Linked DNA regions of Homo sapiens: region 1 is linked to region 2. A link is a loop called in an ENCODE intact Hi-C map of the cell type or tissue named here. Cell type or tissue: PC-3. All regions are shown on one strand. Links, peaks and the distances in the headings refer to the core of each region. The heading gives the core; the rest is flanking DNA. Region 1 has its middle 210 kb from the start of LINC01644. Region 2 has its middle 270 kb from the start of LINC01644.

Evidence for each region. Peaks named below come from ENCODE experiments on the same cell type or tissue, not always from the same donor. Only the 100,000 strongest peaks of a DNase experiment are listed, where the experiment ranks them.
Region 1: it touches region 2 in a loop (11-fold over the local background); 2 of 110 quality-filtered maps call a loop at or near these places.

What each region holds. Positions count from the first base shown.
Region 1 is chr22:47,273,187-47,278,568 of GRCh38, reverse strand. No RefSeq gene overlaps it. Among named protein-coding and RNA genes, the nearest start is that of LINC01644, 210 kb to the left of the region's middle. In PC-3, for the core only: a CTCF peak has its summit at 2,625; a DNase peak (open chromatin) is centred at 2,708; H3K4me3 peaks cover 258 bases; H3K27ac peaks cover 989 bases.
Region 2 is chr22:47,210,958-47,216,339 of GRCh38, reverse strand. No RefSeq gene overlaps it. Among named protein-coding and RNA genes, the nearest start is that of LINC01644, 270 kb to the left of the region's middle. RefSeq lists a silencer at 2,493-2,612 and an enhancer at 3,218-3,719. In PC-3, for the core only: a CTCF peak has its summit at 2,580; no DNase peak of the experiment used is centred there.

The sequences.
Region 1 (5,382 bases), core at 240-5,239, 62 kb before region 2:
CCTGGGACTGACCAGAAGTGGCATCCCCATTACAGGATAGACAAGGTCACCAAACAAGAAACAACAACCTGTTCTTATTTAAAATGTTGATATTTTGTCTATCTTAATTTTGATATTTTACATTATTGCACTGAAATATGATCTATCTTGATGACTTGGTTTTGAGAACCCCTTAAATTCTGTGCGCTAGGCACACACCTGCCTCTCCTGAATCCAGCGCCTGTGGTGTTCAAGTTCTGACTTCGGGGTCTCGTCCTCTTCCTCCCATTGCCATTGACCTAGAAGCTGGAGCTTCCAACAGAGTGGGTGCCGTTTCCCCTTTTCAAGCCCAGGTTTGATTCAGTTCCCTGCCGGGTGGTGAGGACCACCAGCCCCAGCCAGCTCCACAGATTAGATTAAAATTTACTCCAGCCATTTAGCGTGGAGCTGATAACACAAAACACACTGTTCCTGGACTGAGTCCACTTAGGTCTATTAAAATCCTGTTTCTTCCCTGCCATGAGTTAAGGAGACCCATTTCTCTCAGTTCCCACTTCCTGATTTCAGCTCAGAGAAAATAATTAATTCCGCTGATCCCTAATTGACTTCAGGTGGCACCTATACCAAACACTAACACCATTCCCTTAACGAATAATTTCTTCACTAAAATGGGTTTCAGTCTTATTTGGAAGAAAAGAATAAGAAAATTAAAGCTGCGGGAAGATAACACTGCAAAGAATAACTGAAGCGTATTTACATATGCAACCAGGCACCCCTTCTGCACTGTGAAAAGCTGGGGGAAAGCTGCAAACAGAGAGAGAACAATGAGTACAGAGGAAAATGATTAATAAATTGGAGCACAGGCGGCGGGCCCCAGGAGGCTGCTGCTAATAACAGCACGGGGTACAAAAGCATGGACGCCGCTGAGGCCCAGCCACTGAGCCATGTTGCCAGGCATCTAGAACTTTCCACGTCTGGAGAGAGACTGTGGGGATCTGCTGCCTCGAAGTTGACCCAGCCACTGGCAGGAGACCCCTGCCTGCTCTTCTAGAATGTCCATTCTCTCTCACAGAGGCCCACAGAGAGGTTGTTCTCCCAGTGGGCAGGGAGGGGGAGTCACAGAGCTCAGGATGTTCCAGAACATGGAGAGACAGTGTAACCGGGGGAGTCTAAGCCTGCAAATTTGTGGTTCTCACCATGTGTTCAGCGGCCGTCTTGAGTTCCTGGGTGCCACTCAGCACCCACTGTGAGTGTGACCCTGCTCGGTGATGGCCCCACGCAGGTTTGCACCTGGTCAGCTGTCACCGAGGGGAGAGGTGCTGAGGGTACGAACAGGCAAAGGAGGAGACTTGGCACCCGTCCCACTCTCGCAGCCCGGGGAAGCCCGCCTGTGTGCAGCAGGGAGAAGATTTGGGTCTCATCCCCTCTGGCACCTGGACCCCGGCAGCAGGGAACAGGGGAGCCCTGGCCTGCTGCTCACCCCACTGACTCACTCGGGGACCAGGTCACAGATGCTGAGGACACCAGGTGGACACGGCTGAGGAGAACTTCACTAACACTGGGTTCAGAGGCCAGCCCCTTGGGCTCAGGGCCTCAAGGCGTCCGGCTTAGCATAATCTGTTACTGCACTGAATCTCAACAACCCATGAGGTGGGTACCCGCTTGAAAATAAGCAGACTGTAGCTCAGAGAGGCTAAATTCCTGCCCAACGTCACACAACGAGTAGGCGACAATGCCCAGGTGTGAACACACCTCTGCTGCGTTGTCAGATTCTCAGGCACTTGTTCCGTCGAGACCCAGGTAGTAAACACTTCACACTCTGTCGTAACTACTTAAACCTGCCATGGTAGAGTGAAGGTAGCATCAACAATATCTAATCAAATGAACGTGGCTGAGTTCCAATAAAGCTTTATTGAAAAAAAACAGACCACGGGCCCACCGGCTGTAGTTACCTGAGCCCTTCTCTACCATCTTATCATACCATGTGCAGTTCTCTGAATGCAGGCGACATACAGTTTCACGAGTGTCTCTGGAGGGGTCCTGGCCCAGTGGGGGAAGCCAGAAAAACCAGCCCGGTCAGAAGGCAGAAGGAGCAGAGGGTGCTGGTGTAGTGGGCTGGCCAGAGAAGGTGTCTCAGAGAAGGTCCTGTGTGAATTGCACTCATGTGGAGGGAGGACATGGCAGACCCGGAAGATAAACTTTAGAGAAAACTTAAAGTTACAACAAGGACTGGCGAGAGCTCCTTCCACTGCACATGGCAGAATTCCAAATAAAACGAGACTAGACAAACAAAAACAACAGAAATGGGATGTGCTGGCTCACATTTCTGGGCACTGAGGGTGTGGTTGGCTTGAGGAATGGCTGAATTCAGCAGTTTGTCAGAAATCTGCCTCCCATCACCACCTCTTGACTTCACTCTTTCTTTTCCAACAGGCCCTCTCCAGGTCACAACGGCATCGGGCACCAGAAGCCCTGGGCCTGCCTCCCCTCCTCAGCTATCTCAGTGAGGAAGTGGACTCTTGGCAATTCCAATTTAGAAAGCCAAGAAAACACTTCCCTCATTCCCAAAGCCCCAAGGCTCCACCAAAACAGCAGTGGAGAGAGGTTTTAAGATACAGGAGAACAGGCTCAAAGGCGCCACAACAAAATGCTGGAAGCTGCAAAGCAGTCACTGCACAGTAGGTGGCTTGGCAGGACTGAGGAAGCCAAACCCCAAATCTGCAGCTTGAAATCTGAGAACTGGCCAGAGGGCTGGTAACTGAGAGGACCGGGCACTCCCGGAACTGGGTGACAGTTGAGACAGAAGCTGTAAAAGCTGGATCCTCTCCTCACCTCTGGGGCTGGGGGACTGCCTCACGTCTGTCCTGGTGGAGACTGGAGGCTTGCTCTCTGAAGCAGGTAAACAGATTCTGGATTGGGCACCCCCGAACATGGATGGCGCGGGTTCTGGGAAAGCAGGAGTGGGTTCTGCATGCAGAAATCCCCCCACACCACTCAGGCGGTAGCCAGCCCTGCTCCCTACAGAAAGGAGGCTGGAAGAACCACCCTGGAGCTGTAACTAGTGCAAGGGGAAAGTCCCAAACTCCTGACAGCTGGGGTCCCCCGAAACTTGGTCTACCTAGATGGCCCTACAATGAGTCAGTGTTGACCAGCCACACCCAAGCTCAGAGCTTCCAATCAGCTTCTTAGACCCCCATTCCTAATGCTCAGCTGAGCTCCAAGGATCAAGAGACATCTGCCTCCAGCACGGAACACAGACAAATTAAACCCTGAGACACACACAGCAAAGCTCAGCGGGAGGAAGCAAAGACTGAAGGAGAAGATAACTTCCAGAAACATCTTTAATATTCTCAGAGAAAGAAGATATTGCATCCAGGAAACAAAACCAAGCGTTCCAAAGAAAATGGAGGAACAGAAATCATTAAAAAGGCACCAACATTCCCCAAGAAGGAAGATGACCCATTGACAAACTGAAAAGGCCTTCAGGTACCAAACACCACAGAAGAAAACAAACTCACACCAGGACACTTCACCGTTTCAGAGCCCAGGACACGAGAAGTCTCTATAGCCTACCACATGGGGCAAAGAAAGGGGGGAAGAAAACAGGTCACATACAAGAACCAGAAAGCAAAACAGATTCAGCCATCTCAGCAACAACCCTGAAATCTAGAACGTGGCGAAGCAAAGCCTTCCAGATTCTCAGGGAAGATAATTCCCAGCTAGGGAAAACTGACAATCAAGTATGAGAGTAAAATAATGAGAGTTTCAGACCTACAGGGTCTCAAAAATTTAACTTCCATACGTCATTCCTCAAGCAGATACTGGTGGGAGACTCTGCCCAAACAAAAGTGTGAAAGGAGAAAGGGGAAGAGATGAGACGCAGGAAGCCGCTGTGGGGTGCGCAGGGCCTAGAGTGAGATGACCCCACAGGAGGGAAGAGGAGGAGCCCCAGGAGGGGGTGAGGGGAGCTCCAAGATTGACAGCTGTGCTCCAGCCATGGACGGCCAAAGGCCAGTCTGGGAGCGTGTGGCCCAAGAGACAGACCTTGGGATATTAGAATATTAATAGATTGTACCACGCTCGCTGCTCCAGGTCACCACACCATCCTTTGAACTAAGAACATGGTGCCCAGGCGACACTGCCCAGCTGTGACCAGGGCTTGTCTTGGCCATAGACAGAAAGAGCCCCAACCTTCCCTCCATCTTCCGCTGGCAGGACCAGCTGAGAGCACATGAGACACTCTGCAGCGGGGTTCTGCCATGACGTAGTCTAGAATCCCAGAAACCAAAGCACAGGGCCACCCTGTGGCATTTATGGATGCCTCAAATGTGGGGAGCCCTGGCTTCGCCAACAGGTCTTGCCCACGGATTTCCCCAAGGGAGACTCCCGTGAACCCTCGGGAAGCTGAAGTCAGACGGTGGCTCAGAGGCCATTGGCTGTGTCTTCTCTGGAACTCTTCATCTGAAGGACGATACTGCCCTTCCTTACACATCACCTCTGTGCTTGTTCCTTGAGCCTTCACTACTGCACAACAGAGCATCCCTGGAGGCTCCAGAAAAGCAAAGGAAGGATGGGACAAGTCAGGCTCCTGCCTCTATAGGAGGAGGGCCCCTACTCTGGGCACTTTAGGGCACTGGATACTATAAAAACACCACAAAAGTCAGTTATTAAGGAACCCCTGGGTGCCCCTCTCACTCCAATCCAGGCCTGGCCCCTGACAAGTTCTAAACACCCCAGAAAGTACATCCCCACCTGACCTTCTGTATGACCTTGAACCCAGAATGCCAAGGCGAGTGGGCTGTGCCAGCATCTGTCTCAGGCAGATGCTGCTTTGGAGATAGAGGGTTTGAGAGGAGAAAACCCTTGGGTGGGAGAAAAGCCGGGCCATTGCCAAGTTCCTCCCGCCAGTATCAGGGTGCAGCAGCTCCCACCCAGCCCATCATTTACGTATCTTTTCCATTTTGCTGTTAGGAAGACCTCTTTCCAAGTCATGCTGAGAGTCTGCGCTCTCGCTGCTCCTTGGGTACCATTCCGTGGTTCTGAAGTTCCTCGTACGTTGGGTGATACATAGAACAGGTGCATTTAGAAGCTGAGAGACATCTTTCTATGTTAGACAACGCTTACTACTTTTACACTTATGTCTATATAGAATTAGATGTAACATGAATGAAACATGATACTGGTTCTTTGCACGATTGTAGGAGTCTTGAGATTGACAGTAAAACACAATGAAAGCTCTGACATAAGTGATAGTGGTTTTGTATGATGAAATTAAAATATTTTATGAATTTTTCTTTGCTAATGATCATATACAAGATGCAACCCCATTACAACAATTAAACACTGTAAGTAAAATTTCAAAGAAATTTGGTTTATTTCCAAATCAAAATATTCCTCTAAGAA
Region 2 (5,382 bases), core at 227-5,226:
GAAGTGCTGAGAAAATCTGAGATAAATAACATGGATGAGATGAACTGATGCAGAAACTGGGCTGCCCAGAAAAGCATGAGAAGGCTGCTCCAGCACTGGAAGAATCCCCTGCAAAAATGGGCACTGCTTTCTCAATGAGCAATCCTCAAACCCCAAAACTTGGTGGACAAAAGCTGGAAGAGGAAGCTGCCGTGGAATGTAAGAAACAAAGACAAATGACAGAGCTGGGGCTGGTCGCTTCCCCGCAGCACAGTGGATACCTGGTCCAGACTGCACATGGCCAGTGAAGACCAGTACTCCAATAAAGCTGAGCATGTGGCTCCAAGGGCTGCAGCCACAGGCTAGAGCAGAGGCTGGCAAACTATAACTCAGAGGCCAAACCCCATGACCAATTTCTATAAAGTTACAGAGGTACACACCAGACCCACTTGCTTACCTCTCGTCTCTGTTTTCTGCTCCAATGGCAGACCTGAGTAGTCACCCCCGGGCTTGAATGGCCCCCAGAGCTGAAAATATTTATTCTGTGGCCCTTTGTGGAAAAGGTTTCAATCCCCGGGTTACAGAGAAAACTGTGGCACTAGCTACCAGGGCCACTGTGCGTCACTTTACCAGACATGGATACAAATACACTTGTCCTGTAGGTAAGCGTATTTGTGCCCCCGATGGGTTAAATCAATCCTCTAAAACACATCTCCAAAATGACCAGGCAGTCAACTAATCCATGATGAATCAGGATTAATGCAGGAAACAGAAGACGTTAAACTTCTAATTAGCCTCCACAGAGAGACTCAAAAGGTTATTACATCAATAAAATTGGAACTGGCCACAGTTTTTTAAATGAGGGATTAAATACCAAAAAAGAGATCTTTGAAATTTAAAACATGATTATGAAAATAACAGGTGCTGTGAATAACATGACTGAAACTCAAACTGGTGAACTGGAAGGCAGTCATTAACATCTCTTGGAGCATAAGAAGAATTGACAGAGATGGGAATTATGAGCGTTAGGTTAAGAGATAGGTACAGACTCAGGAGAAGTGATCACATTCCCATGGGGGGCCCAAAGGAGAGTGGGGGGAGAAAGAAGTAATTAAAGAAATAAGAGAAGAAAATTTCCCCTGGAATGGAAAGAGATGAGAGCGTTCAAATCACAGGTGAACTGTTAAGGAATAATAGAAAAATGACATGCTGCTATATATATTCTGGGGAAACTTCTCACTCAATGGATTAAAAACCCCTTTAAGCTTCCAGAGTGTAAAAATAATAGGTTCCCTTAAAAAAAAGAATAAAAATCCCACTCACACTGGTCATTCTTGTCTGCAATTCAAAAATGCTAGAAGATAACATCTGTGCACTAGCTACAAGGTTCTGAGGAAACAGGACCTCAAACTGGAATTCTATAGCTGGACAAAACTATTGTGAGGGCAAAATGAACTTGCTGACCTCTTTTTGAGGACTCAGCATACCGTACACAGCTCTGAAAAAAATAATTATGGGGTAAAAGTCATTAGAATGAAAGAAAAATGAGAAAGGAATGGCATTGGCATAAAAAATAATCATGAGCAAATAGATCATTAAAATTTAGAGTTAAGTCCAATTATTAATAATTACAGAGAAAATGAGGAAGAATGCAGCTGTTAAAAAATATTCCCCACATAGACAAGACATCATGTTCTTAAAGTAATTGACGTAATGTAAAAGGAAAAAATCATATTCTGGAACCAAAATTCCAAATGATTGCAAAAAAAAAGTGCCAAATATCTCGTCCTAGTCAAGTGGTAATTTATGGATACGATTAATTCTTGAAGTGGATAGAAATGTGTCTTAATATTTTACTGATTAGGACTATTTTGGTTGCATGGAACAGAAACCCAGCTCAACCCAGCTTAAGCAAAACTATGAATCCATTGCAAGAACATGAGAATGTTTTATAGGACTCACAGAGAAGACCAGGGTTGGACCTCAGGGACAAATGGGACCAGGGCTTCTAGAGGCCAAGGGACATCTCTGCGTCTCTCTCCATCCTGCATCTTGCCTCTGTGTGGGTGCCCCTCTCCTCTCTAAGTAGATCTGCTTCCTCTGCTTCTGAGATCCACAGTGCAAGATGTGGCCACAGACAGTGTGAGCACACTGCATCCACCTCCATAGCCACTCAAAGCAATGTTGAATTCTTTTTTCTCAGCTCCGGTTCCAACACCCTTGGAAAGACTCTAACTGGCAGAGCTTGGATCAAGTGCTCACTGCAGAATCAATTAATCAGCTGGGACCACACGGCCCGATCACAGTGTTTATGTGGCTGACTCAGGGGCACAAAGTGTGTCAGCAAAGGGAAGTCACGCCCTGGAAGATGGGTGCTGGAGTGAACAGGCCCGTTAGTAGCCCCTGCAGTCCACCCCTTGTCTGCCCCGCACATGTGGGCTCACACCCACTCACATACAATTCCCTGGATATGCTGGATACAGTGCAACCTTTTAAGTTCCTACGAGGACTGTGGTCCAACATCAGTTCAAGAATTTGACCCACCGAAGTATCTGGGCCAGGCAGAGACGTGGGAAATGAGAGGCCTGGAGCTCCCACTAGTGGGCAGTCTGAGCCCTGCAACAGCTGCGGGAGCATCCCTGGCCCGGGGCTGCAGACCGGGGATACAACGGTCGGGAAAGATAGATGCGTTCCTGTGCCCCAAGCCTGGAGGGAAGGAGAGACATTAATACTTGCAAATAATTGCATGGGTTAAATTAATGCTCTAGACCCTGAGGCACAGTGGACACGCGCATACTTGAGTGTGGACGGTCAGTGTGGACACGCACATATTTGAGTGTGGACGGTCAGTGTGGACACGCACATATTTGAGTGTGGACACGCGCATATTTGAGTGTGGACACGCACATATTTGAGTGTGGACGGTCAGTGTGGACACGCGCATATTTGAGTGTGGATGCTCAGTGTGGACGCGCATATTTGAGTGTGGACACGCACATATTTAAGTGTGGACACGCACATATTTGAGTGTGGATGGTCAGTGTGGACACACATATTTAAGTGTGGACACGCGCATATTTGAGTGTGGACGGTCAGCGTGGACACGCACATGTTTGTGGACGGTCAGCGTGGACACGCGCATATTTGAGTGTGGACAGTCAGTGTGGACACGCACATGTTTGAGTGTGGACGGTCAGTGTGGACACGCGCATATTTAGTGTGGACGGTCAGTGTGGACATGCGCATATATGAGTGTGGACGGTCAGTGTGGACACGCGCATGTTTGAGTGTGGACGGTCAGTGTGGACATGCGCATATTTGAGTGTGGACGGTCAGTGTGGACACACGCATGTTTGAGTGTGGACGGTCAGTGTGGACACGCTCATATTTAGTGTGGGCGGTCAGTGTGGACACGCACATATTTGAGTGTGGACACACGTATTTGAGTGTGGACAGAGTGTGGACATGCACATATTTGAGTGTGGACACGCGCATATTTGAGTGTGGACACACGCATATTTGAGTGTGGACGGTCAGTGTGGAGACGCACATATTTGAGTGTGGACACGCACATATTTGAGTGTGGACACACGCATGTTTGAGTGTGGACGGTCAGTGTGGACACGCGCATGTTTGAGTGTGGACGGTCAGTGTGGACACGCTCATATTTAGTGTGGGCACTCAGTGTGGACACGCACATATTTGAGTGTGGACACACACATATTTGAGTGTGGACAGTGTGTGGACAGGCACATATTTGAGTGTGGACACGCACATATTTAAGTGTGGACACACGCATATTTGAGTGTGGACGGTCAGTGTGGACACGCACATATTTGAGTGTGGACGGTCAGTGTGGACACGCGCATATTTGAGTGTGGATGGTCAGTGTGGACACACGCATATTTGAGTGTGGACACGCACATATTTAAGTGTGGACATGCACATATTTGAGTGTGGACGGTCAGTGTGGACACACACATATTTAAGTGTGGACATGCACATATTTGAGTGTGGACGGTCAGCGTGGACACGCACATATTTGAGTGTGGACACGCACATATTTGAGTGTGGATGGTCAGTGTGGACGTGCACATATTTGAGTGTGGACACGCACATATTTAAGTGTGGACACGCGCATATTTGAGTGTGGACGGTCAGTGTGGACACGCGCATATGAGTGTGGACACACATATTTAGTGTGGACAGTCAGTGTGGACACGCACATATTTGAGTGTGGACATGCACATATTTAAGTGTGGACACGCGCATATTTGAGTGTGGACGGTCAGTGTGGACACGCACATATTTGAGTGTGGACGGTCAGTGTGGACACGCACATATTTGAGTGTGGACACACACTTATTTAAGTGTGGACACGTGCATATTTGAGTGTGGACGGTCAGTGTGGACACGCACATATTTAGTGTGGACGGTCAGTGTGGACACGCACATATTTGAGTGTGGACATGCACATATTTGAGTGTGGACAGTCAGTGTGGACACGCACATATTTGAGTGTGGACACGCGCATATTTGAGTGTGGACACGCGCATATTTGAGTGTGGACGGTCAGTGTGGACATGCACATATTTAAGTGTGGACACGCACATATTTGAGTGTGGATGGTCAGTGTGGACGTGCACATATTTGAGTGTGGACACGCACATATTTAAGTGTGGACACGCGCATATTTGAGTGTGGACGGTCAGCGTGGACACACACATATTTGAGTGTGGACGGTCAGTGTGGACACGCACATATTTGAGTGTGGACGGTCAGTGTGGACACGCACATATTTGAGTGTGGACACACACATATTTAAGTGTGGACACGTGCATATTTGAGTGTGGACGGTCAGTGTGGACACGCACATATTTAGTGTGGACGGTCAGTGTGGACACGCACATATTTGAGTGTGGACATGCACATATTTGAGTGTGGACAGTCAGTGTGGACACGCACATATTTGAGTGTGGACACGCACATATTTAAGTGTGGACACGCGCATATTTGAGTGTGGACGGTCAGTGTGGACATGCACATATTTGAGTGTGGACGGTCAGTGTGGACACGCACATATTTGAGTGTGGACACGCACATATTTAAGTGTGGACACGCGCATATTTGAGTGTGGACGGTCAGTGTGGACAGGCACATATTTGAGTGTGGACGGTCAGTGTGGACACGCACATATTTGAGTGTGGACACACATATTTAAGTGTGGACACGTGCATATTTGAGTGTGGACGGTCAGTGTGGACACGCACATGTTTGAGTCCCAGCATTTACAACAGCACGGCACCAGGTCCCAATGTGGAAAGGGTGCCTTTTCATTGCTGTCTTGGGAACATACTGGGAGATGTCCCAAAAGGAGCTAAAACAGTTAAAATTGGGCTTTAT